2 separate regions of the Homo sapiens genome follow, and region 1 is linked to region 2. A link is a contact called in ENCODE Hi-C or POLR2A ChIA-PET data. All regions are on one chromosome and are shown on one strand. The core of a region is the stretch at or near the end of the contact, and the rest is flanking DNA. Distances in the headings are between cores, read along the strand shown.

Region 1 (5,217 bases), core at 1,376-3,875, 57 kb after region 2:
GAAGTAGCACCTGTATTTACACATATTTTCTCTAGTCCCCCAAACAACCCTGAAAGATTAGATAATATTGCAGCTATTATTAACTCATAATAACTAACATTAATTGAGCACCTACTATGTGCCAGACACTGTTCTGGCTACCCAACAGGCATTGTCTCATTGAAGCCTCAAAACAAGTCACAGAAATATAATTTTTCTCCTTTTACAGATGACAAAACTGAAGGACAGAAAGATCAATTAAATTGCTCAGTGACATTCACTTTGTTTGGTAGTGGCATTATTGAGACTGGAACTCAGTCAAGTAGACTCTCACATGCTTAACTTTATGCTACTTTTGATATGGGCATACATAGACTAAGGTGTTAAATGACTTGTTCACAATCTTTCCACTACCCCTTGTTCCCTTCCCTCAGTTTGGTCAATAAGCATGGTAAAAAATCTACTCTATATCAGAAAATGTGTGGGAAGTCAGAGATTGTGATCCATAGAACATAGCAGAACTTGAGAAAATGAAGAGATATGTTTAAAAGGGTACTAATAAGTATTCAATCGAAATTAGAGTCTACAGAGCACTCTCATATTGAACTGAACAGAATTAAGGCATTAATTGTCTCACGAGAAGTACCTGCTTTATAGAAGCTTGCTAAAACATGGTGCTTCTGGTAGGGTGCAAAGTAAAATACTACATTCATGGCACAAATGAGGAAGACACTCGGTCCCACCTGTCGGACTCTCTTGCCCCTCAAGTACTACGATGTCATAGTCTTCAACTGACATTGTTACTGCTTTAGATAGCAGAGGCCTTTTATTCAAATGGAATATTAAAAGGGGAGGCCAATGTCTGAAACAGATATATGTTTTATTAGTACTCATTTCTACATTCAGCGTTATAGAAAAGTTACAATAAAGTCCACAAACAAGACCAGTTAAAATACACCAGGATTAAATTTTGCTTCCCGTTTTCATCATTTTGCTTTTGGTTGCCCATTCCTGATAAAATCTTGAGTCACAGATAGCAGTAGTCATACATCTAACAGCTCCTGACTTCCCAAATCGAAGATTTCTTCTGTATCAGTTTAAATAGGTGTGGGAGTTTCTTTTAGCCAAAAAAAAAAAATCTGGCTTTCATTCACTGACATATATTAGTGAGCACCTCCTATGTGCTAAGTACCCAGCAGAGTGCCAGAGTATATGACAGACAGGGTAGACATGGTCCCTTCCTTTGCAATTTTGGAGAGCGGCAACTTCTAATCTAGACTCTGCACAACAGCTAGTTTTAATTTTTCATTTCATTTTTCCAAATGCAATAGATATTAGAGGAAATTTTAAAAGAAGAATATTTGCTAGATGAGGGTTTCAGGGAGATAAAATTCTTCTCTGCAAAGGGGGGAAATTCTCTATCTGATAGAATTTTAGAAGGGATTGAAACAATAGCAGGGAAGAATTCTGGGGAATGCAAAAGAGGGAGTATATGAACAATAAAGACTGGGATAGAGACTGCAGTGGAAGCACGAAGCTGAGAAAAGACAAAGAGGACTAGTGGGTAGGTTCCCTCCATTCACCAAGGAGGGGTGGCAAAGTATTTTACCACCAGCGGCAGAATATGCTTAGGACCGAAACTTCTTGCTCAATTTGTTTATTTGTTTTGGTTTTTTTCTTTAGCAAAAATACTTTGGGCCTTCTTAGATGTGGAAAACTTGCCCCTGGGCAGAGCCAAGGAAAATCAAGGGGAAAGAAAAAATTGAATTGCTCTACAAAAGGAAGTTGGAAAATTTTAAGTATTTAGGAATTGCCCAGGAGGGGACACGGGAAGGAGGAGCATGAGCAAGGTTCTGGAACAAGGTGATGCACAGAGGGGCCAGGCAATTTGGCAGGTGAAAGGTTCTCTGTGATAATAATGGCCTGTGATTTTTAAGAATAGAAATGTTTAAAATGTTATCTGCCTTGCTGTAATGTAATCCTTTGTTATTCCATATTTATTGTTGCTGTTGTTAAAATCTATTACTCACACTCTCTTGCATGTGGTATTTATAAGAAATTGAAGAAAAAAACAGGGAGGCAAGAGCATTGCCCTGAATTATTGGAAACATTAGTATGAAGTAGAAAGAGAAAAAAAAATCAGCTACAAGAGGAAAACCACAACATCAAGAATTTGGTATAAATACACAATCTGAACAAGAGATGCCTAAGAGGGATACAACCCACCCAGTAAACCTTGGGATAATAGGGGAGGGTCAGTGTGTCTCAGGGCCGGCACGGGAGGTACTTCTACTTTAATACTGCAAAGTGTTACATAAGGCCAGAGGATTTGGAGCTGTCCCTCTGTCTGACTCCCGGGTTATTTGGAGGAACATGCCATGTTGCAGCAAGAAGAAACTTTCAAGACACAAATCTAGTCCAGAGCCTTCCTTTAACAGATTTGGTCACCAAGACAAGAGAAGAGAGTGACTTGCCCGATTCCACCAAGGTGAAGGGGAAGAAAGACAACTACCAGATCTCCTGACTGTGACCCTGGCTCTCCATCCACTCGGCTCCTATCTCTTCACAAGGGAAGACTGTGCTTTGATGATGTTTTGGGAAAGTGCTAGTGATTTAGAGTTCTCCAGCAGGCTGATTGGCTTAGCAGCTGGGAAATTCTGAATCACATCGGATGGAATGTTTTGTTTACTTCCTCCCAGCAGTGCTAAAGGGGAGAAAGAGTTTGTTCCCCCACCCCCCTCCACCCAAGTAATTTGCTGGAAGCAGTAAATAATTTCCCAGTTCATCTGATCTCCCTTCTAACCAATGTCTTCCTGTGGTAGTTGAAGAGAAAGAATATCATTTGAAATACTTGACTTATTTTCAGAAGCTAGCAAAGAGAAAGATGAATGTCTCTTCCTTAACTCTTAGAAAGCTACTATCCCTTACTGTTAGGGGCAAATTGTAACGCAGAGGTCCTATCTAGGGCAGCCAGTCCTGCCATGAATAGATGTGTGTCCAGAGATTGTTAAACCCAGACTGTAAGCAATCATATAGTTCAACAGGTCAGAAGCCCTTTCTTAAACCAAATTAAAGTCAACATTCAATAAACAAAAACTGATAAAATTGGAGCGGCTTAGATTGAAGTTAGGAGTTGAAAACATCTTAATCTTCCCCTTACCCTGCTGTAATAGTCTCTGAGACAGATCTCTAAAGAAGCAATTTGGAAACGACTAAACTAGTTCAGCTGACTCACTCTATCAATGGTGATTTCAGAATGACCTTCCCTATGTCCCATGGCTAAGGAGTGGCATACCTGGACTTGAACTCAGGTCTCCTCAGGCTCAGTCCATTGACTCTTCTATAATTCACTAACATGGTAAAATGCTGTCATGACTTATGCCTCATCTGGAACTAAGATCTCCTTGGAAGCAGAGAGTGACCGGATGAAGTTAGGCAATATGTTACTGTATCCAGTAACCAGGGAAAATTCAGTGACATTGAGTCAGAGGAAGCTGTGGTTTGACCTGACCAATATAAACAAATGTACACAAGCAAAGCAGGCGTGGAAATACATATATTTCATGTGATTCTTGAGATAGTTAGGATGTCTGTGTCATCTGCCATTTCCTCTTTACACTGGTCCACATACAGCCCAAAGATGCCCTGCAGTCGTGAGCAGACAATACAAGCAGGAAATCATGCTGCATCAGTTATTCTTTTTGTAAAAATGTAATGGTAGGAGGTGTTCACCAGTCCACACAAAGGTAAAGAAACTAACTTTGATCTAGTGGTCACCAAGAATCACACAATCTACTATCTGTGGGCTTTTAGGGTAGTTACTTCAGTCCCCTCCTTCCCAAGGAGGAATTTACAGGGAAATGAGATTTTACACCTAGAGTCCTCAACTTCATGTCTGGGGTACAGTAAGCTTGCAATAGTACTAGTGAGTATTTTTGTTATGTAACTAGCGTAATAGTAACACTTCTTACAATAACCCTGTGGGGCTTATAATGATCAGTCCTCATTTTCCAAATGAAGAAAAACTGAGGTCTGGAGAGCTTAAGTGCCTGGCCCGAAGTCATACAATCTGGAAGGGGGCAGACAGTAGATGTAAAACCAGGACCCCCTGACTCCACTGCCAGTTTGCTTTGTGCTACAGTGATTCCCCCAGTAAATTTCTACTTGAGTTCCATGTCTGGGGAAAAACGTTTCTGCTAATGCATTGTCATCTGACATGTAATTTGGGTGTCTCCCTTTTCAGTTTAGTGCTAGAAAACTTGTAACCAAATTTATTGCCCAGGTATAATACTCTAACTAATTCTGAAATAATTTATCCCTTTTCTTTCATTTATATGGGCTCTTATTTTTGATGGCCTGATTTTCATTTATTTTATGTTTGAAACATCTTACCATGTTACTCTTGGGATGTCTTTACAAAAACTGTCATCATTATCAGAAATGAGTAGAAATTCAAACTTAATTATGTTAGAGTTGTATTAAGGGGTAAGGGGCATAAAAAGGATAAACCAAGGTTTCTGGCATCAAGAAACTTACAGATTAATTGGGGACAATAGAGCTATACATGAAAACGATGAGGCAGTAAAAAAATTCCAAGTGAGAGAGGTATGAGCAGAAAGTACCTCTGAAGAGAGAGAGATTTCTAAAATTGGAGGTTGTATTGGAAAAGACTTTCTGAAATTTGGGCTTAGATTTCCAGAAAAAGCTGGTCACGGTGGAATCCAAAAGCTAGAAGACTCTCGCTCCTCTAAGTTAAATAAATCATTTGCTTACACATTTATTCAACACACTTTTGTTCACCTCCCTGTGCTAGACTCTGTGTTGGCACTGGGTGGTGAGTACACTAAGAATTGCCTTCGCTCTTGTAGAATATAAAGTGTAGGTTTTCAAGAAAAACATTATTAATGCTACTATGTTATATTTCTAGAAGAAAGTAGAAAGCAGGAAATACTGAAATCAAGTGTAGTGTAAATTGTAAGCAGTCATCTCATTCTCATTTGCCAGCCCATGTAATAGTAAATTTTATTTCAAGTAAAATATTTTAGGTCCTTACGGCTTCAGTTAGATTCAACCCAAACTAGCCATTACACTGAATGAAAGATATATTCACTTAATGTCTTACTTTTATTGGGAGAAATTAACCATTCCGCTAGAATATGTTGGAACAACCAGAAACTGTAAATCCTGTTTTTAGAGGAACACCAGGGTGGTTTCCCTAGCGGTAAACAACCCACCTCA
Region 2 (5,948 bases), core at 1,915-4,414:
ATGAAAATCTCAGTAGATGTGGGAAACGCACTCAATAGAATGTAACCCCCATTTATGATGATAAACTGAGAAACAAAGGGAATTTTCTTAATCTGATATTGATTTGCTCTTTAAACTCTATGAGGAAATATCATATTCAATGTGGTACTTACCATTGCTTCATTTTATAGTAGAGACCAACTTATACTGTAATAATATAAACTCCTGCAAGGAAATGTGTTTTCTGTATGGGTACTAGGTATACTGGGTCGCATTTTAACATAACAATAAATAGTTAACTTTTCCACTGGACAAATAAACCTTGAGATACATGATTATTGGAACAGGACAATAATACAGGACCTTGCATCTAATTAGTAAGGTGGGTTCAAAAATTGCATGATGCACCATGGAAAATCTTTCTCATTTTATGAGAATGACATTTGAAAAAAATTGAAAAAAAATTGTTACTTGGCTGTTTCTAGAATTATCCTTTCTAGATTAAAAACAAAAACAAACAAAACTTCCACTTATGATCTCTGAAGGCAGAGAGAACTGGGCTAAAATTCTAATTCTTCCTTTTACTAGCTATTTACTCTTTGGAAGATACTTAAACTGCCTGTTTCTCAGTTTATCTGTAAAATGGGAATGATCACATCTGTATCATAAGGTGTTATACAAATTAAAGAAACACAGAATTTACCATGCACCCGGCACAAGGTCAAAGCTCAACAAATAGATAACAAATTCATATCTATTTGTATTTCCATGTCTATTTCTCTTTTGGAGTAGCTCAGACTTTAAAATCCTACTTACACATTCCTGATTTTATATTTAGCTGCACATTGGGAAATGAAGGCAAAAAGTCTGCATCTAAGACTAGGACTGAGTATTAAAGGTGGAACAGCACCCTCCTGAGGACAAAGTGGATTTGACAGCCATTGTCACCTCAAGAGTCCTTAGACGGTAGCTAGCTGCCACTTGCCTTGGGAACCAGAACCAGCAACATAATTGGCAAGGCTCAGGGCAGAATAAAAATATGGTGCCCTTTGTTTAAAAAGTATCTAGAATTTTGAGACAGCAATAACAGAGCATTAAGCCAAGCAAAGGACCCCTTGAGCTATAGGGTGTTTTGTTACTCCATGGTTGCATGCCCATAAAGCATCTCTCTCCATTTTCACTCATAGAGAAACAGGATTTGGTTCTTATTATTAAACCAAAAGATCTCTTATGTATGATCTTTAGTCAGTAAAACTTAGTTTCAGTTTGGTGTTTTGCTGGAAGACATATCCGGACAGTCAGTTTCCTTCCACTGGGTGTTTTTTTTTTCTTTCTGTAAACAAACTTTATTTGCATTCTCTTATTAACATTAAAGGTTTACTGAGTTTAGTAAGAATAAAAACTCTCTGTAAATGTAATTACTTTTAGAATTTATTTCCTTTTAAAAGTGTTCCTAAAGGAATTCCTGAAACACATCAAATTTTTCAGATCGTTACCTCTGAGGAAAGGCAGAAGTGATGAGAATTTTGGAGGAGAACATGGGAGAAGAGCTTCGACTCTACCTATAATATTTTATTTCCAAATCTAAATACATATTAAAATTCAATAAAGCTGGGTGGTAGGCATACATATAATATATTCAACTCTGTAAGCTTCTGCCTTTGCAATTTTTTATGATAAAAGTATTTCCAAAAATCCTAAACTAATTATGGTCTTTAAATATAATTTGGGGGAGTTAAAAAAAGAATCTGAATTTAAGTTCTGCCATGCAGTGTGGCTGCATGAACTTGGCCACGTTCCTTTAACTCCTTGAGCTTCCATTCTCTTATAAATTGAGAGGGTTGAACATATAATCTTTAAAGCCCCTTTTAGGCTATTAATCTTTACTTCCATGAAACAAACAATATATTTAGAACATAATTTGATATAAGTTACAATTTCTCAATGTGCATAATTAATTGTGAAGTGGTGGGGCAGTGGGGTAAAACTTGGTAAACCTAAAGTCTAACTGAAAAGAGAATACAGTATGTGGGTATTTTTCCTTCTCTCAACTTTGCTTTTAAGAGAAACAGGCTAACCATGAAAACAAAAACAAACAAACAAAAACACATCAAAAGCCTCATGTCAAATATTCAGAAGTTTCCATTTTTTTGTTGTTATTGTTGTTGTTGTTTGTGGTTTTTTGTTTGTTTGTTTTAGAGACGGAGTCTTGCTCTGTTGCTCAGGCTGGAGTGCAATGATGCAATCTTGGCTCACTGCAACCTCCGCGGTTCAAGTGAATCTCCTGCCTCAGCCTCCCAAGTAGCTGGGATTATAGGCACCCATCACCACGCCTGGCTAATTTTTGTATTTTTAGTAGAGATGGGGTTTCACCATGTTGACCAGGCTGGTCTTGAACTCCTGACTTCAAGGGATCTGCCCGCCTCAGCCTCCGGAAGTGCTGGGATTACAGGCGTGAGCCACCTCGCCCAGCCTATTTCAATTTTTAAGGTAGAAAATTTGAAACTTTCAGCTGCGTGTGGTGGCATGTGCCTGTATTCCCAGCTACTTGGGAAGCTGCAACGGAAAGATTGCTTGAGCCTAGGAGTTTGAGGCTGCAGTGAGCTATGACCATGATGCTGCACTTCAGCCAGGGCAACAGAGCAAACTTAAAACAACCTTTGCAAAGATTATGACAGTGAAAGAAGTCTAGCACAGCTGACTCCACAGGCTGGCTTCTAGCCCCACAGGCTGGCTGTCCTCACTCATTCCTGGGTGTAGGCCAAGCTAACCATGGGAGGAATTTAGTTTATAGTTTAACTTTAATGTAAGGATGATTGATAATAGTCCCTTACTAAAACTGATCCCCTCCTGTTCAGGAATGGAAACCACCTTTGTCTGAATTTTTGGCATGAAAGAACAATGATTAGAATTACGGGAGGGGCCTGAATTCTGCTAAAATGTAGGTGTAGCTAAACAATAACCAGCCATTGTCCCTAGCTTGTTTTTCTATAATCTCTTAATGCTCAGGAATCATATGGCCAGAAGTCACAAGATTTGTGACTTTGCCAATTTCTCCTATAGATAACATCACTATTGTAAAACTTAAGATTGGTCTTTTGAGATATTTTTCAGACTTTTGCATTCTGGCAACTCACCCGACTGAGACCAGTGACTCATGACTCAGCTGGTCCTGTGTTTCCCACCCAGAGGTGGACTCAGCGCATGAGGACCATCCGTTTTCCACATTCCTATGATTTCATCACCAACCAATCAGCAGCACCCATCCTCTAGCTCCAAATTGCCCATAAAAGCCCTAGCCTCTGAGTTCTCGAAGAGGCTGATTTGAGTAATAATAAACTCCTATTCTACCACTTGGCTGGCTTTGCATTAATTAAACTCTACTGCAATAATGCTATCTCAGTGAATTGGGCTTATCTATGCCACAGGCAAGAAGAATCTGTCATATGATTACAAGACCATGTTAAAAAAAAAAAGAAAGAAAATTTGAAACCTCTATTTCCAAATATTAGGAACTTGGAAAAATATGCACAAAGCTAGGATTTCTAGTAAGGTGGGGTTCATATACTTTCCTGATACACTTTCCTGATACAGTTTTCCGTGTCAAGAGAGATAAGTCACTAGGTGATAAGCTAGATGTGATTAGGAGGGGGTGGTGAAGACTGTGACAAACTAGAAAGAGTATGTCCTAATTGGATAGTCAGCATTTAGCTTTAGTTTATTATTCCCATGTGTCAGTTTGAGGCTGACATTAACAAAGCTTCCCATTTTCCAAAAGAAGACCCAGAAACCAGAAGATACAGAAACCTGGACTTTTGGATATTTTTCGTAGTTTTTATTTGTTGGTAAATCATGCAGATCTTTTCTTAGAAGTGAGTTGTCTATCAGATAAAAACATCAAAGGGCTCAATTTAATTCATACTATTAATGTTTTACTGACTTCTGGGCTTAAGTGTGTTTGTTGGTTATGTTCTGTTTTGAGGTTTTCAGTAACATTATTATCATGTCTACAGGAATTGAAGCTATTAGTTACTGAGCCCCAGGTTATTACCCCATACACACATTTTTCTGGTGACTTCAGCTCCTAGTTCATTCTCATGCTGTCTGTACTACTTATTATATCTGCACTCTTGGTGATTTCAACATATGCATATGTGATACTTTCACAGCCTGGCTGCTCAGATCCTTAATGTCTGCCCCCCAAAGATCTTGCTGTTCACCCTACTGCAGCAACCTTACTCCCCAGATCACATGGTAGATGTCAAGACTCCTAACTTCAATCCGGCCATAACCCCACCCCACTCTCTGATCACCATCTTTCATCTTTCCAGTTTATTCCCTCTACCCTGACTGCTGGTTCCAATGTCTTTTGACTCTTCAAGTCACCTACCTTCAATTGACCATTCTACCTTTTTACTATCCCTTTGAGGAAAGAAAAGAACTTTCATATGAGCAATTGAGCCCTTTCAAATTATCAGACTTGGAGAGGCATTAAAATGAGACAGCAATCATGTCCTACTTCCTCCCTTAGAGCTATGCATTAATCTCTGGAAACTGCATGCTATTGCACCAAGTAGCTATTAATTAACCTAATAAGGCTGCACCGGACACTACAACCCATACCCTATAGGTTAACAATGTGTAGCCAATCACTAATCAATGTTATTTCTATAAAACAATGAGAATTCCTGACAAACCACTTTGCACCAGCCCACTCCTGTACCCGCTTTTATTTGCCTTTAAAAATCTGCTTGTAACAAACAGAGCTTATATCCAAGGTTACCCGGGTCTGAGTCTTCTGGGCAGCTATCCTCACTTTGGCTCAAGTGAACTCTTTAAATCACATTTTGTGCTTTAGCCTCTTTCTTTTAGGTTAACACCTTAATGCCCCAATATCCTCTCTTGCTTCTTATCCAGTTACAAATTCCAATGTCAATATTTATAGTCACTTACTTGCACATATTCAATTCCGTACCCATCTCTCTCTTTATTTTACCTGAAGGCAAAACCAGAATCCTGGCTAAATCCAAATCTCCAGTATTCCACATCTGCATTTCAGCTGGGAGCGTCTAGGGGAAAACATTCAGCTATGCCAATGGCAGTCACCTTAAATTCCTGACTGGAACCACAAAGGGGACCCTTAATTTTTTCAGATAATTGCCCTATATTTCTCTAGTTTACTATGAGGTAAATGCTAGTAGTAAGAGGTACATATGTACAATAGAAAAAAGAGAGAGAATATTATCATCAGAGAGTGGTGAGAAGATTATGAATATTGCAAATGAATGAATTTGCAGTATGGTAAGAAGGAAAGATTTTTGAAGGACAAAAACTAAATCATGCCATCAACAGTAAGCACAGTGCTTCAGCAAGACATAAAGAAGTGTTAAGGGCAGAATGGATAACCTTCTAAGTGTGGCTTGAGAATCAGCATCCATACTGGAAGCCCGCTAGCTTAATATTCACTGAGGAGAAGGATCAACGTTTGTTAAAGCCCTAAAGACAAAGCAAGGTGAAAATGCTATTGCTGAGCGTTTTAGTGCAGCTCTTGAATGTGCAATGGTTCAAGGCCTATTGATCCCTGCACATCACCAAAAGAGTAATGATGAGGCCAACAGACACTGGGGCATTCTGGGGCTGCCCTGGAGAGCATGAGTTGTGTGGGTGAGGAGAGGAGAAGATTATCGGCTTTTGCTAATTTTTAATGCAGATGAAACTGATCTAACTGTTCTATTTTGGGAAACGTTACCTGAGAGAATAACCATCAATTAGGTAGAAATTTGATCCCCGTTTTAAAACTGCGAAGAGACTGCGAAGGGCCAAATCAAACTATAATTTGGTTGGAACTGCATCAAAGTAATACATGTGAGACCCCTTTCCAACACTTTAGAGTTATAAGCAAATGGACGCAGGAGTAACTTTTTAGAAACTGATCTGCTTTATATTTTAAAAAGGAAAACTTCTATAAT

Evidence for each region. A loop is a pair of places that touch in the nucleus more often than their neighbours do. ChIA-PET counts read pairs that join two places held with the same protein, here RNA polymerase II (POLR2A). Pooled maps may share reads with other maps.
Region 1: a loop to region 2 is called in a map of endothelial cell of umbilical vein, with 7 times the contacts of the local background. The contact joins two enhancer-like sites. A Hi-C loop is called at or near these places in 1 of 168 maps with a recorded cell type or tissue (endothelial cell of umbilical vein) and 2 of 50 pooled maps. POLR2A ChIA-PET finds 5 or more read pairs at or near these places in 1 of 52 experiments (BJ).

Annotation. Positions count from the first base shown.
Region 1 is chr1:66,560,991-66,566,207 of GRCh38, forward strand. The region is part of intron 1 of SGIP1 (SH3GL interacting endocytic adaptor 1); the gene reads left to right. Among named protein-coding and RNA genes, the nearest start is that of SGIP1, 29 kb to the left of the region's middle. Within about 2 kb of position 2,626, at least 12 of the 41 ENCODE cell types and tissues checked have a DNase peak (open chromatin) inside an H3K27ac peak, as active enhancers do; they include endothelial cell of umbilical vein, where a contact is called at or near this core.
Region 2 is chr1:66,503,152-66,509,099 of GRCh38, forward strand. No RefSeq gene overlaps it. Among named protein-coding and RNA genes, the nearest start is that of SGIP1, 28 kb to the right of the region's middle. Within about 2 kb of position 3,165, at least 2 of the 41 ENCODE cell types and tissues checked have a DNase peak (open chromatin) inside an H3K27ac peak, as active enhancers do; they include endothelial cell of umbilical vein, where a contact is called at or near this core.